Linked DNA regions of Homo sapiens: region 1 is linked to region 2. Evidence: read pairs that join two places in POLR2A ChIA-PET (ENCODE). Cell type or tissue: K562. All regions are shown on one strand. Each heading gives the region's core, and the rest is flanking DNA. Links, peaks and the distances in the headings are about the cores only.

Region 1 (8,269 bases), core at 2,320-6,319, 64 kb before region 2:
GTGTGAGCCTTTCATCGTTTGGCCCTCATCCCAGGCCTTGTATATTTAGGGGTAGGTATGACCTCAAGTTCCAGCCTCCATATCTTCTTTTTTTTAGAGACAAGCTCTTGCTCTGTTTCCCTGGCTGGACTGCAGTGGCACAATCATAGCTCACTGCAGCCTCAAACTCATGGGTTCAAGTGATTCTCCTGCCTCAGCCTCCCTGAGTAGCTGGGACTACAGGAATATGCCACCATGCCTGTAGTCCCAGCTACACAATTTAAAAAATTTTTTGTAGAGACAGGGTCTCACTATGTTGCCCAGCCCTGTCTCAAACTCCTGAGCTCAAGTGATCCTCCTGCCTCAGCCTTCCAAAATGCTGGGATTACAGGCAAGAGCCACTGCACCCAGCCTCTGACTATATGTCTTTGTTCATGCTGTTTTGTCTTCTAAAAACACCAGTCCCCTTGGAAGCCTTCCTGGGCTGTCTGAACATGGCTGTGGTTGTTATAATTATGGGCTGTGAGCCTGATGAGGTGGGGATGGGTCCCAAGGTCGAGGCTCCTTGAGGGGGCTGGTCCCAGCCCGCTAAGAGCACGGGTTGGTGAGAGGTGGCTGGTTTGTCCCTGAAGGAGCTTATCTTGGCTGAATTCTCCTAATCCTCTTGCAGGATTAAGGAAACTCAATGCACGTCTCGTTGATAATGCCCTTTAAGGATTTAATAAGCTTTGGGCTTTCCAAGAGAAAGCCTTGGATGAGGAATTTGAAAAACTTGCCTCAGCTCCAGACTTCGCTTCTCACTCACTGGGTGACCTTGATCTGTGGCTCCATTTCTCTACCTGCAAAGAAAAGGGGTGAGTGGTGGCCTGTGGTCCCTGCGCTGTTGTGTGTCTTAGGGGAGGGCTGCACACAACAGCTGGGACTACAGGTGCGCACCACCACGCCTGGGCTGATTTTTGTATTTTTAGTGGGGGAGGGGGGGGTTTCACCATGTTGGCCAGGATGGTCTCGATCTCTTGACCTCGTGATCTGCCGCCTCAGCCTCCCAAAGTGGCTATAGTGTGTATTGGTTTGGGAAACTTCCACCCCACCCGCCCTGGGGGGAGGTAGGGCTGTGAGTCACCAAAGCATCACTGAGGCCAGTCACGGGACAGTATCCATTGGAACACAGAGGTTGGTCAGGGAAGGGCATATGGCTCGAGCCTGGCCTGTCAGAGCCTTCCTTAGAACTTTTATGAGGTCTTCCTGGATGGGTTTATTTTATGGCACCTCAATTTGGGGAGATAAGATCAAGCTGCCGTAGACACCTGTCCGCCATGTGCCCAGCACCTATGTGCAGAATGAAGTTCATGAAGACAAACGGAACAGCGATCAAGCCAGAGCCCTGGCAGCATTACTTGAGACCCTGGATCTAGCCTTACCTGACACCTACGCTGTGGGCCAGTAAATTCCCTTTTTAGCATAAAGCTGTTTGAGTGGCGTTTCTGCCACTTGGAACTGAAGGAGTGTGGATGTACCTGTTTCCAGGAAGAGGAATTGATGGATTTCATCAAATTCTCCTTGATTCCCACAAAGACTAACAAGCCCTGCTATGGTTTGAATGTCTGTCTTCTCCAACACTCATGTTGAAATTTATCCCCAATGCGGCAGTATTGAGAGGTGGGGCCTTTAAGAGCTGATTGGGTCATGCGGGCTCTGCCCTCTCGAATGGAGTAATCCGTTCATTAATTATGGGTTATTATGGGAGTGGGATTGGTGGCCTTATAAGAAGAAGAGAGATTTGAGATAGGATGCTCAGCCCTCTCACCATGGGATGCCCTGTGCCTCCCTGGGACTCTGCAGAGAGGAGTCCCCACTAGCAAGAAGGTCCTCACCAGACACAGCCCCACAGCCTTGGAGTTCCCAGCCTCTAGAACTGTAAGAAATAAATAGTTTTCGTGTTTTTTTTTTTTTTTTTTTTTGAGACAGAGTTTCGCTCTGTCACCCAGGCTGGAGTGCAGTGGCATGATCTGGGCTCACTGCAAGCTCCACCTCCCAGGTTCACGCCATTCTCCTGCCTCAGCCTCTGGAGTAGCTGGGACTACAGGCACCTGCCACCACGCCTGGCTAATTTTTTGTATTTTTAGTAGAGACGGGGTTTCACCATGTTAGCCAGGATGGTCTCGATCTTCTGATCTTGTGATCCTCCCGCCTCGGCCTCCCAAAGTGCTGGGATTACAGGCGTGAGCCACTGCGCCCAGCCGGTCACAGCTCTTTTTTCTGCTATCCCAGGTCACCGTAGTGCCGGGCGATTCTTGACCCCCTGTCCTCCCTCATGTGAACCATGCCTTTGCAAATAACCCTCCTTGAATTACCCTGATCTCAATCTGCTGTTTTCTGTTGGTGTCTCAAAGAGGCAAGAGCCACCAAAAAACTTTATGATCAAATAAAAGGTGGTGGCCCCAGGATGACCATGTAGACCCTGGGGTGGAGCAGAAAGGGTGCTGAGCTGCCAGGAGATGGGACATACTCAGGGTGTTTTTCGGGTGTGCAGAGTCACTCTTGGATACTCTCCTTCATCATCAGTAACATAAAAGTTCACCTAAAACAGCCCAACATCTCTCTGGTCCTAACTCCTACAGCATCCTTTTTTTTATTTTTTATTTTTTTTATTTTCTTGAGGCAGGGTCTTGCTCTGTTGCCCAGGCTGGAATGCAGTGGCACCATGATAGCTCACTGCAGCCTCGACCTCCTGGACTCAAGCGATCCTCCCACCTCAGCCTCCTGAGTGTCTAGGACCACAGGTCCATGCCACCACACGCGGCTAATTGTTGTGGGGTTTGTAGAGATGGGCTTTCACCATATTGCCTGGGCTAGTCTCGAACTCCTGGGCTCAAGTGATCGTCCTGCTGGGAGGATCCCAAAGTGCTGGGATTACAGGCGTGAGCCACCATGCCCGGCCTGAACATCAATTCTTGAGAGCAGCATATTTCATGTTTACAACATTAACTTTATTTTATTTCATTTTTAAGAGTCAGGGTATGGCTGGGCGTGGTGGCTCACACCTGTAATTCCAGCACTTTGGGAGGCCGAGGTGAGCAGATCACTTGAGGTCAGGAGTTCAAGACCAGCCTGGCCAACGTAGGGAAACTCCATCTTTACTGAAAATACAAAAATTAGCTGGGTGTGGTGGTGGACATCTGTAATCCCAGCTACTTGGGAGGCTGAGGTATGAGAATTGCTTGAACCCGGGAGGTGGAGGTTGCAGTGAGTTGAGGTCTTGCCACTGCATTCCAGGCTGGGCTGCAGAGCTAGACTCTGTCTCCAAAAAAAAAAAAAAAGAGTCAGGGTCTCGCTCCGTTGCACAGGCTGGAGTGCAGTGGTGCGATCATAGCTCGCTGCACTGTAGCCGTGACCTCTTGGACTCAAGCTATCCTCCTGCCTCAGCCTCCTGAGTAGCTAACAGGCATGCACCCCCACGCCTGGTTAATTTTTTGTTTTTGTAGAGATGGGGTCTCACTATGTTGCCCAGGCTAAATAACATAAAGAACGTAAGCAATCCTCTGGCCTTGGCCTCCCAAAGTGCTGGGATTATAGCCATGAGCCACCCACGCCTGGGCAGAGGGAAGTTCTTAAAAAGGAAGCCTGGTGAGATGAAGCAATGCACACAATATAACGTTCCGTGGGAATGCAGAATGCGCGTTGCTTTATGAAATGTGTGTAAAAGTCAGGTTTTGTTGGGTGAAATAAATATGCATGTGGGGGAGGGTGGGAAAGAACTCTGTCCTTAGCTAAAAGTTCACCTGTGAAGTCTTGGAGCACTTGCCTGTGCAGCTGAGGTGAGTGTGAGAGTCACATTTCACAGTACCCTCCCCACTCCCCCAAGATGTCAAAGGGACTACCTGGAAACCACTCTGTGACTCCCAACATCTTGTTCTAAGCGAGGTTTGTCGTTATCCCAGGGATGCCAAAACACTGAGAATTCCTGCCTTGTGCCATACGTGGATTAACTCCCCATGAACTTAATGTTTCCTTTTTTTTTTTTTTTGAGATGGAGTTTTGCTCTTGTCGCCCAGGCTGGAGTGCAGTGGTGCGATCTCAGCTCACTGTAACCTCTGCATCCCGGGTTCAAGCAATTCTCCTGCCTCAGCCTCCCGAGTAGCTGGGATTACAAGCGCCCACCACCACGCCTGGCTAATTTTTGTATTTTTAGTAGAGACTGGGTTTTGCTATATTGGCCAGGCTGGTCTCGAACTCCTGACCTCAAGTGATCCACCCACCTCAGTCTCCCAAAGTGTTGGAAATACAGGTGTGAGCCACCACGCCTGGCCTTAATTTTTCCTTTTTAGCCAAAGGTTGTGAGTGGTCTGATGGCTTCTGATCCAGTCCCATCTCAGTTTTCTTGGGCTTTTAAGGACATTTAATAATTGATGGGGTGGCTCCCTTCTGAGCCATCAGGAGCAGAGGGCGTTTTGGATTCTGGTGCTTTGACCTGCAGGAGGAAGAGAGCGTCTCTGGGACTTTATCACCCGGCACCCTGCACTGTATGGCCTTGGGCAAGTCATGCCTCCTCTTGGGGCCTTGGCCATCAAGTCTATGAGATGGGCCATATTGTCCAGGCTGGTCTCGAACTCCTGACCTCAAGTGATCCTCCCACTTCGCCCTTCCAAAGTGCTGGGATTACAGGCGTCAGCCACCACCCACACAGCCACCCACTTTTATCTCCCGGGAGGGCCCAACCCTTCTCCCTTTGGTTTCAATGTGAAAAATCCCAGGGGAGAATCTGATTGGCCCAGCTTGGGTCACATGGTTGCCCGGGGCCAGGAGGGTGGGGCAGCGGGATGGCAGCCACTTGGCTGGGGTGGGGGAGGAGGGGCTCTTCCTGACAAGGGGTGTCTGTCCAGAACAGAGAGGGTCCCAGCTTTTGAGTGATGGAGGGTTGCACTACGGCCTCTAGAGTCTTCTTCAGAGGGAGGAGAGAGTGCGAAGCTTGGGAGAAAAGGCTTCCAGGAGTTAAGTGGGAAACAGAGCTCCTCATCCATTCTTGTCCCTTTGATCCTCAACGGTATTGTCAATTCCATGACAACGGGAGACGCAGGCTCTTAAGTCACAAGTGATTTTCGCAAGCAACAAATTTTATATTTTTATCACTCCGAATCCTCCCAAATGACTGCTTTCTCAAGGGCTGTGTTTGGGGCCTGCAAGAGTCACCTCTAGGATCCACAGTGCCTCTAGGGGTGGGTGACACCCCACTGGTCCTGGGGCGCTCTTGGAATCTGCCTGGTGACGTCATTTCTGCTGCCGGTCGCTGCCTCTGTCTGGTTCCTGCCTCCCGCCCCCTCCGCTCCTGTCTCCTCTGCCTCTTGAAGGACATTTGCAAGCAAATTGAGCTTTGTAGTGGAGAGCGTCAGCCTCAATTTCAGTTGAAACCATCATCTTCAGCTTGAGAGGACACACAGTCACATGAACACGCACACAGTGACACACACACACACACACACCCCCAAAACGCTGTCACACACACAAATGCATATGTGCTTGGACACACACATAGACACACACAGACATATACATGCATGCAAGACACACACACACTGAAGCACACTCAGCCACAGACACACACAGACACATTCAGACACACAGAGGCGTGCACACAGATTCAGACAGGGATAGACAGATGAGCAAAGCAGGAGACAAAGGCGCCGCACAGATGGACAGACCTAGACACACACACACAAAGACACACACACAAAAAGACGCACCCACACACACTCAATCTCACGCAGATGCACGCACTTGTCAGTCAGTGCTGGACTGGTCAGTGTTTAACACGCCCAGCGTTCTGACTTGTAGCAGTTGCTAATTTCCACGGTGTCAACATTCCCACCGGTTTCCAGCTATCATTATGAGGTCAGAGTTGGGGACAGGGCACACGGTCGTCTTTGGAGCTGGGAGGAGTCGGCTCTGACACCCGTGGCCACTGCCAGGCTCACACAGACACTCACAACAATAGACACACACACACGTGCTCTGCTGTAAACTGCCACTCCCCTGGTGTCCCAGCAGTCCTGGATTCAACCCCTGGCTATGCTGTGTGTCTTTGATCACATTTCTCAACCTCTCTGAGCCTCCCATTTCTTGTAAAATGGCAAAAGCCCACCCAGGGCTGATGGAAGGATGGGTGGTCATTCGGGAGTGCCCCCACATGAAGTCTGGTACCCGGTGGTGGCTTGGCCTTGCACAGAAGAGAGACTGCTCTGTGACCATCTGCTTGGCCCTGGGGTCTGGGCACTGGGCTGGCACAGATACCTATTCAGCTGCCAGAGCCCCAGGGCCACAGCGGGCGTGTGCCCACCAGCCCGTCGGCAGCCCTTCGGCACTCTGCTGCTCTTGGGCAAGATGTGGGGTATGTCCCCTGGCCTAATTTAGGGCCCCCACCCTCTGCGACCTGGTCCCTCACGCTTCCCAGGTTTGTGTCTTGGGCTGGTCTCTCTGCCTGGAGGGTCCTGCCTCTGGCCCCTCACCCTTCTGACCATCGGAGTTCATCCTATAGCTGAGCATGGTGGTGCCCATCTGTAGTCCCAGCTACTTGAGAGGCCAACATGGGAGGATCACTGAAGCCTAGGGGTTCGAGGCTACAGTGAGCTGTGATCATGCCACTGCACTCTAGCCTGGGCGACAGAGCAAAACCTTGTCTCTACAGAAAATTTTAAACATTAGCATTAGCCAGGTGTGGTGGTGGTACACCTGTGGTCCTGGCTACTTGGGAGGCTGAGGTGGGAGGATCGCTTGGACCTGGGAGGTCTAGGCTGCAGCGAGCTATGATGGCACCACTGCACTCCAGCTGGGTGACAGAGCGAGACCCCAACTCTTAAAAAAAAAAAAAGAATCGGCTAGGTGTGGTGGCTCAAGCCTGTAATCCCAGCACTTTGGGAGGCCGAGGTGAGAGTGAGTGGATCACCTGAGGTCAGGAGTTCGAGGCCAAGGCGGGTGGATCACCTGAGGTCAGGAGTTCGAGACCAGCCTGGCCAACATGATGAAACCTCATCTCTACTAAAAATACAAAAATTAGCAGTGCGTGGTGGCACATGCTCGTAATCCCAGCTACTTGGGAGGCTGAGGCAGGAGGATTGCTTGAACCTGGGAGGCAGAGATTGCAGTGAGCCAAGATCTCACCACTGCACTCCAGCCTGGACAACAGAGTAAGACTCCGTCTCAAACAAACAAACAAACAAACAAAAAAACAAAAACAAAAAAAGAGGCTGGGCATGGTGGCTCACGCCTGTAATCCCAGCACTTTGGGAGGCCGAGGTGGGAGGATCACCTGAGATCAGGAGTTCAAGACCAGCCTGGCCAAAGTTGTGAAACTCTGTCTCTACTAAAAAATACAAAAATTAGCCGGTCATGATGGGGTGTGCACCTGTAATCCCAGCTACTAGGGAGGCTAAGGCATGAGAATCGCTTGAAACAGGGAGGCGGAGGTTGCAGTGAGCCAAGATTGTGCCACTGCCTTCCAGCCTGGATGACAGAACGAGACTCTGTCTCAGGAAAAAAAAAAAAAACAAAAACATTTACCAGAGAGATTCCACAAACTGTCTCCAAAGGACAGGAGACAAGAGGTGCGCTTCCAGCCTTCCAGAACCTTCCCTGCATCTCCTCACCAAACCTACTTCCCCTCAGCTTTGGGAAGGGCTCAGGGCCTTGCCTGTACCCCAAGTTTACTCTGCATATGGCTGTGATCTGAACTGGGGTGAGGCTGGGGGATGACCCTGTCCCCTCAGTCTGGGCCGGAGCTCCCATTTCCCAGGTTCATGCTTGGTTGTGTGTGGGCCCTGAGGGACCCTTTGGTGGCTGGGTCACAGATACAAGGTCCTGGTCCGTGAGCAGCCTGTTCACCGGCTCATGCAGTACCGGGGCCCTGTGGAGGGGACTTGTTGTCCCCCAGCCCACCTCTCTCTGGCCTGGGAGGAGTCTGGGCAGGCCCCCGCCCCAGGGCCAATTCCATCCTGTGGCATCTTTGCTGATGGAGCCGTCTCTTCCCTCAAAGGGTTTCCTGCTGCTGGAGTGGAAATAATTTCTTCTGAGATTTCAGAGGCAGAAGACATTTCTCACCTTCCCAAGAGCCCGGAGGATGGAGATTAGAATGAGTGGGGTCGTTTCAGGCCCAGGGAGGCCAAGTGGGAACCCTGTGACTGATCCATTTGTCCTGGTTCCTGGGAGGATGTCACCCAGGCAGGGCTCAGGGGAGGAGGTGGAGATTCGGGGGTCGAGGGGCTCCCACAGCCTGGGACTGAACCCCCTGCTGGGCTCC
Region 2 (4,000 bases), core at 1-4,000:
AGACCCCAACTCTTAAAAAAAAATTAGCTGGGCATGGTGGTGTGCACCTGTAGTCAGTCCCAGCTATGCAAGAAGGGGGAGGATCACTTGAGCCCGGGAGGTTGAGGTTACAGTGAGCCGTGCTGGCACCACTGCATGAGTGACAGAGCGAGACCCTGTGTTTTAAAAAAAAAAACGCAGTAGTAGTAGTAGTGGTAACAGCCATAACACAAAAGGATGCACTTCGCAGTGACATTAAGTTCTACGGACCAAATCTGACTAGATCTTTTCAGGAATACACCTTTCAGAAAGCAACCTACTTTTATATATTGCTAGTAGTTTAGGTTTGTTGCCATTTTTCTAATGTATTATTTCAAGATGCTCTAATATTTTTCTATTACACTTCACATACAGATGAACTTTCTTATTTTTAATTTTTTTGAGACAGCCCAAGCTGGAGCGCAGTGGCACAATCTTGACTCACTGCAACCTTTGACTCCCGGGTCCAAGTGATTCTCCTACCTCAGCCTGCAGAGTAGCTGGGATTACAGGAGCGCGCCACCATGTCCGGCTAATTTTTATATTTTTAGTAGAGGCGCGGTTTCACCATGTTGGCCAGGCTGGTCTCTAACTCCTCACCTCAGGTGATCCACCCGCCTCGGCCTCCCAAAGTGTTGGGATAACAGGCGTGAGCCACCGCGCCCGGCCCAGATGAACTTTCAAACATATAAATATACATGGAACCCGCATACCCAGAACAATCACTTTCCAGTAAACTGAAGTACAAACCTGGCTCAGCCCTCCCATGAAATAATGGTGGACAATGGATCAGGCTGCTAGGTGAAAGATGCCATAATAATCAAAAGAAAGCAAAGAAACCAGACTGCACAGATGTATTGACTCAAGATGGCACGTCCCAGGACACCAGTGCCAAGAGGCACTCACGCTGACACTAAGAAAGACTGAACGTGGCAGGGTGTGGTGGCTCACGCCTATAATCCCAGCACTTTGGGAGGCTGAGGCGGGTGGATCATGAGGTCAGGAGATCGAGACCATCCTGGCTAACACGGTGAAACCCTGTCTCTACTAAAAATACACACACAAAAAAAATCAGCCGGGCATGGTGGCGCTACTCGGGAGGCTGAGGCAGGAGAATGGCGCGAATCCGGGAGGCGGAGCTTGCAGTGAGCCAAGATTGCGCCACTACACTCCAGCCTGGGCTACAGAGCGACACTCCGTCTCAAAAAAAAAAAAAAAAAAAAAAAAAGGCTGAACGTAAACTTTAGTGACTTCCATCCCACTGGAGGAATGAGGCCTTGCTTTTAGCACTCATTCTAGGTGGCCTCAGCCACACTTTCTGCCAAACTTCCCTCCTAGAGATTGCCTGACTAAAATCTAAGAAATTAATTACTTGATTTAAAAAAGAATGTTGCTTTTTGCTTCTGCTGGCGTGGTTTATAGTTGGCAACGATGAAGCTCTGGAGTGGGAAGGGAAGAATGAGGCCATGAAATAACTGCTTGAATCCACTTCCGTGTGTGTCTGCGGCTCCGCCAGGATGCAAGGTAAGAGGCCAGCATTCCAGCACCACAGATTTAGGCCAAGGGACGCTCGTGGTTTCTCCTCTGTAGGATACATTACTATAAATCTCACTGAAATTAATATTCCAACCAGTGCACTGCCTGTCAAATAAGACTAACGTCAGAAAACACCATTTCTCAAACCTTAAGATGCAGATGATGGCCCGTAAAGTAAATGATTAGTTTCTTGGCCAAGCAGGAAGGTTGATAAAAGATGTTATATGTCAACAGCTACACTTCCATAATCAACGCAGGCTGTAGTCACTTTTGCTGAGCTAAGGAGCAGTCTGCTTGTGCTGGGTTTCAGAACGGAATGTTTATGAGATGTTTTCCTAGCTCAGAATCCAGTTTAGCAAATGCAAAGAAAACACACAGTGCAGCTTTTGAAAAAAGCCAACTTCTAAACTTTTGTGATCTTTTACAAATAATAAACCCATACCCTTCATTTATTTTGCCTAACAGTGTAGGATACTGTTGTAGAATATTTTAGGGAAAAGAGACCACATTTTGTGCATTATGTATATTCAAAAAATGACGACAACAAAAATGCACATGGAGAAAGAAAATGATCATATGAGAGGCCGGGCGCGGTGGCTCACGCCTGTAATCCCAGCACTGATCATATGAGAGGCTGGATGCAGTGGCTCACGCCTATAATCCCAGCACTTTGGGAGGCTGAGGTGGGAGGACTGCTTGAGGCCAGGAGTTCAAGACCAGCCTGGGCAACATAGTAAGACCCCGTTTCTACAAAAATTAAAAAAAAATCAGCCAGGTGTAGTGGCATGTGCCTGTGGTCCCAGCTACTCAGGAGGCTGAGGAGGGAGGATCGCTTGAGCCCAGGAGGTCAAGGGTACAGTGAGCTATGATTATGCCACTGTACTCCAGCCTGGGTGACAGAGCGAGACTCTGTCCCCATATATATACATATATGAGGCGCCCATAAACAATGTGCAAAGCCTATCTGGCAGTTCCTGCAACTTTCAAGTTTGAAATTACAACATTGATGGTAGAAAATCTATCTTCCAGTACTGCTAGACCAAGCTTTTGTGTGTGTGTGTGAATTTTCTTTTCTAAGTAAACAAAAGAACAACAAGTAGCTGTCCATCTTGTTTTTCTCTAAGACCAGCTCTGGCCCATTCTTTCTGTAACAGCCACAGTGAGTGACAGCAAAGATCTGATTTTATGATGGATTGTTAAAAGTTTTGAGGGTAGACGTCAATACTGAGCCTGAACTAAATACTGAGACATGAAGAAACATTCTTTCCTCTGAGTCCACCTATAGAAAAATGCTAGAAAACAATCTTGACATTTCACTTAGTAGCTAACCTGTTTTCTAGAGACATTCTCTTATCTACTAAAAAAAAAAAGTGTGAAAGAGGAAAGGCAGATAATATTCTTGGAATAGAACAATGTAATAGATCAGTTTAAAGTATTAACCCTCAAAACATTCTTTGTCCATTTCATCATCTATTTTTAAGGGCCAAAGTTCACTAAGAAGAACACAGACATTCATGCACCCACCTTACCATGTTGGTCAGGAAACATCCACTCTTTATTTTTTATTATTTATTAAGACAGAGTCTCACTGTCACCGAGGCTGGAGTGCAATGGCACAATCTTGGCTCACTGCAACCTCTGCCTCCTGGGTTCAAGTGATTCTCGTGCCTCAGCCTCCCTATTAGCTGGGATTACAGGTGTGCGCCACCATGCCTGGCTAATTTTTTTGTATTTTTAGTAGAGACAGGGTTTTGCCATGTTGGCCAGGCTCGTCTTCAACTCCTGGCCTCATGTGATCTGCCTGTCCTGGCCTTACAAAGTGCTGGGATTACAGGCGTGAGCCACTGCGCCCGGCCAATATCCACTCTAAAAGATACTATCAAGACATCCCATTTTGTTCCACTAAAAATCTCTGGGAAATAAGGCACTAGAAGCCAGTAACTAAACTTCAATTTGAGGAAAAGGAAAGACCAGGTTTTGGCATTCTTCCACTCTTTATAAGCACTGGCCCCCAGCAAGGGAAAAACCTCTGTGCATTTCAAAACAGATGACTACAGTGACTCCAGCAACAATTTAACAGCACAATTCAGGCGCTTCATCTGGATCTGGACTGAGTTTCAGTCATTCGTAAAAGCCTGGAGACGGGGCTGCCCTCCACTGCAGAAACCACTGTGGGGAGCAATCCCGTGTGGCTCACGTGAAGGCAGCCAGGTGACAGGACTTCAGGAAGGCGGGCGGCGCCTGGGATAAACAGCCCTGGCTCACACCTATGTTATCGCCCAGATCACATCTCCCAGCCTCCGTGGCAGAAGAAAGGCTTTTTTGGAAGATTTAGTAAGTACCAGCAGGCAAGTCTAAGGACAAAGAAAGGAGTAAAACCTAAGCCAGCCACCAGGAGCCATGAGTCAGGGACGCTGATCATGGAAATTCTGCTGCCCCACTCTCT

Evidence for each region. ChIA-PET counts read pairs that join two places held together with the same protein. Peaks named below come from ENCODE experiments on the same cell type or tissue, not always from the same donor. Only the 100,000 strongest peaks of a DNase experiment are listed, where the experiment ranks them.
Region 1: POLR2A ChIA-PET joins it to region 2 with 5 read pairs; 3 of 35 experiments call an interaction of 5 or more read pairs at or near these places.

Annotation. Positions count from the first base shown.
Region 1 is chr7:5,263,318-5,271,586 of GRCh38, reverse strand. No RefSeq gene overlaps it. Among named protein-coding and RNA genes, the nearest start is that of SLC29A4, 15 kb to the left of the region's middle. In K562, for the core only: no CTCF peak of the experiment used is centred there; DNase peaks (open chromatin) are centred at 4,766 and 5,241; H3K27me3 peaks cover 1,033 bases.
Region 2 is chr7:5,200,872-5,204,871 of GRCh38, reverse strand. The region is part of intron 3 of WIPI2 (WD repeat domain, phosphoinositide interacting 2); the gene reads right to left. Among named protein-coding and RNA genes, the nearest start is that of WIPI2, 13 kb to the right of the region's middle. In K562, for the core only: no CTCF peak of the experiment used is centred there; no DNase peak of the experiment used is centred there.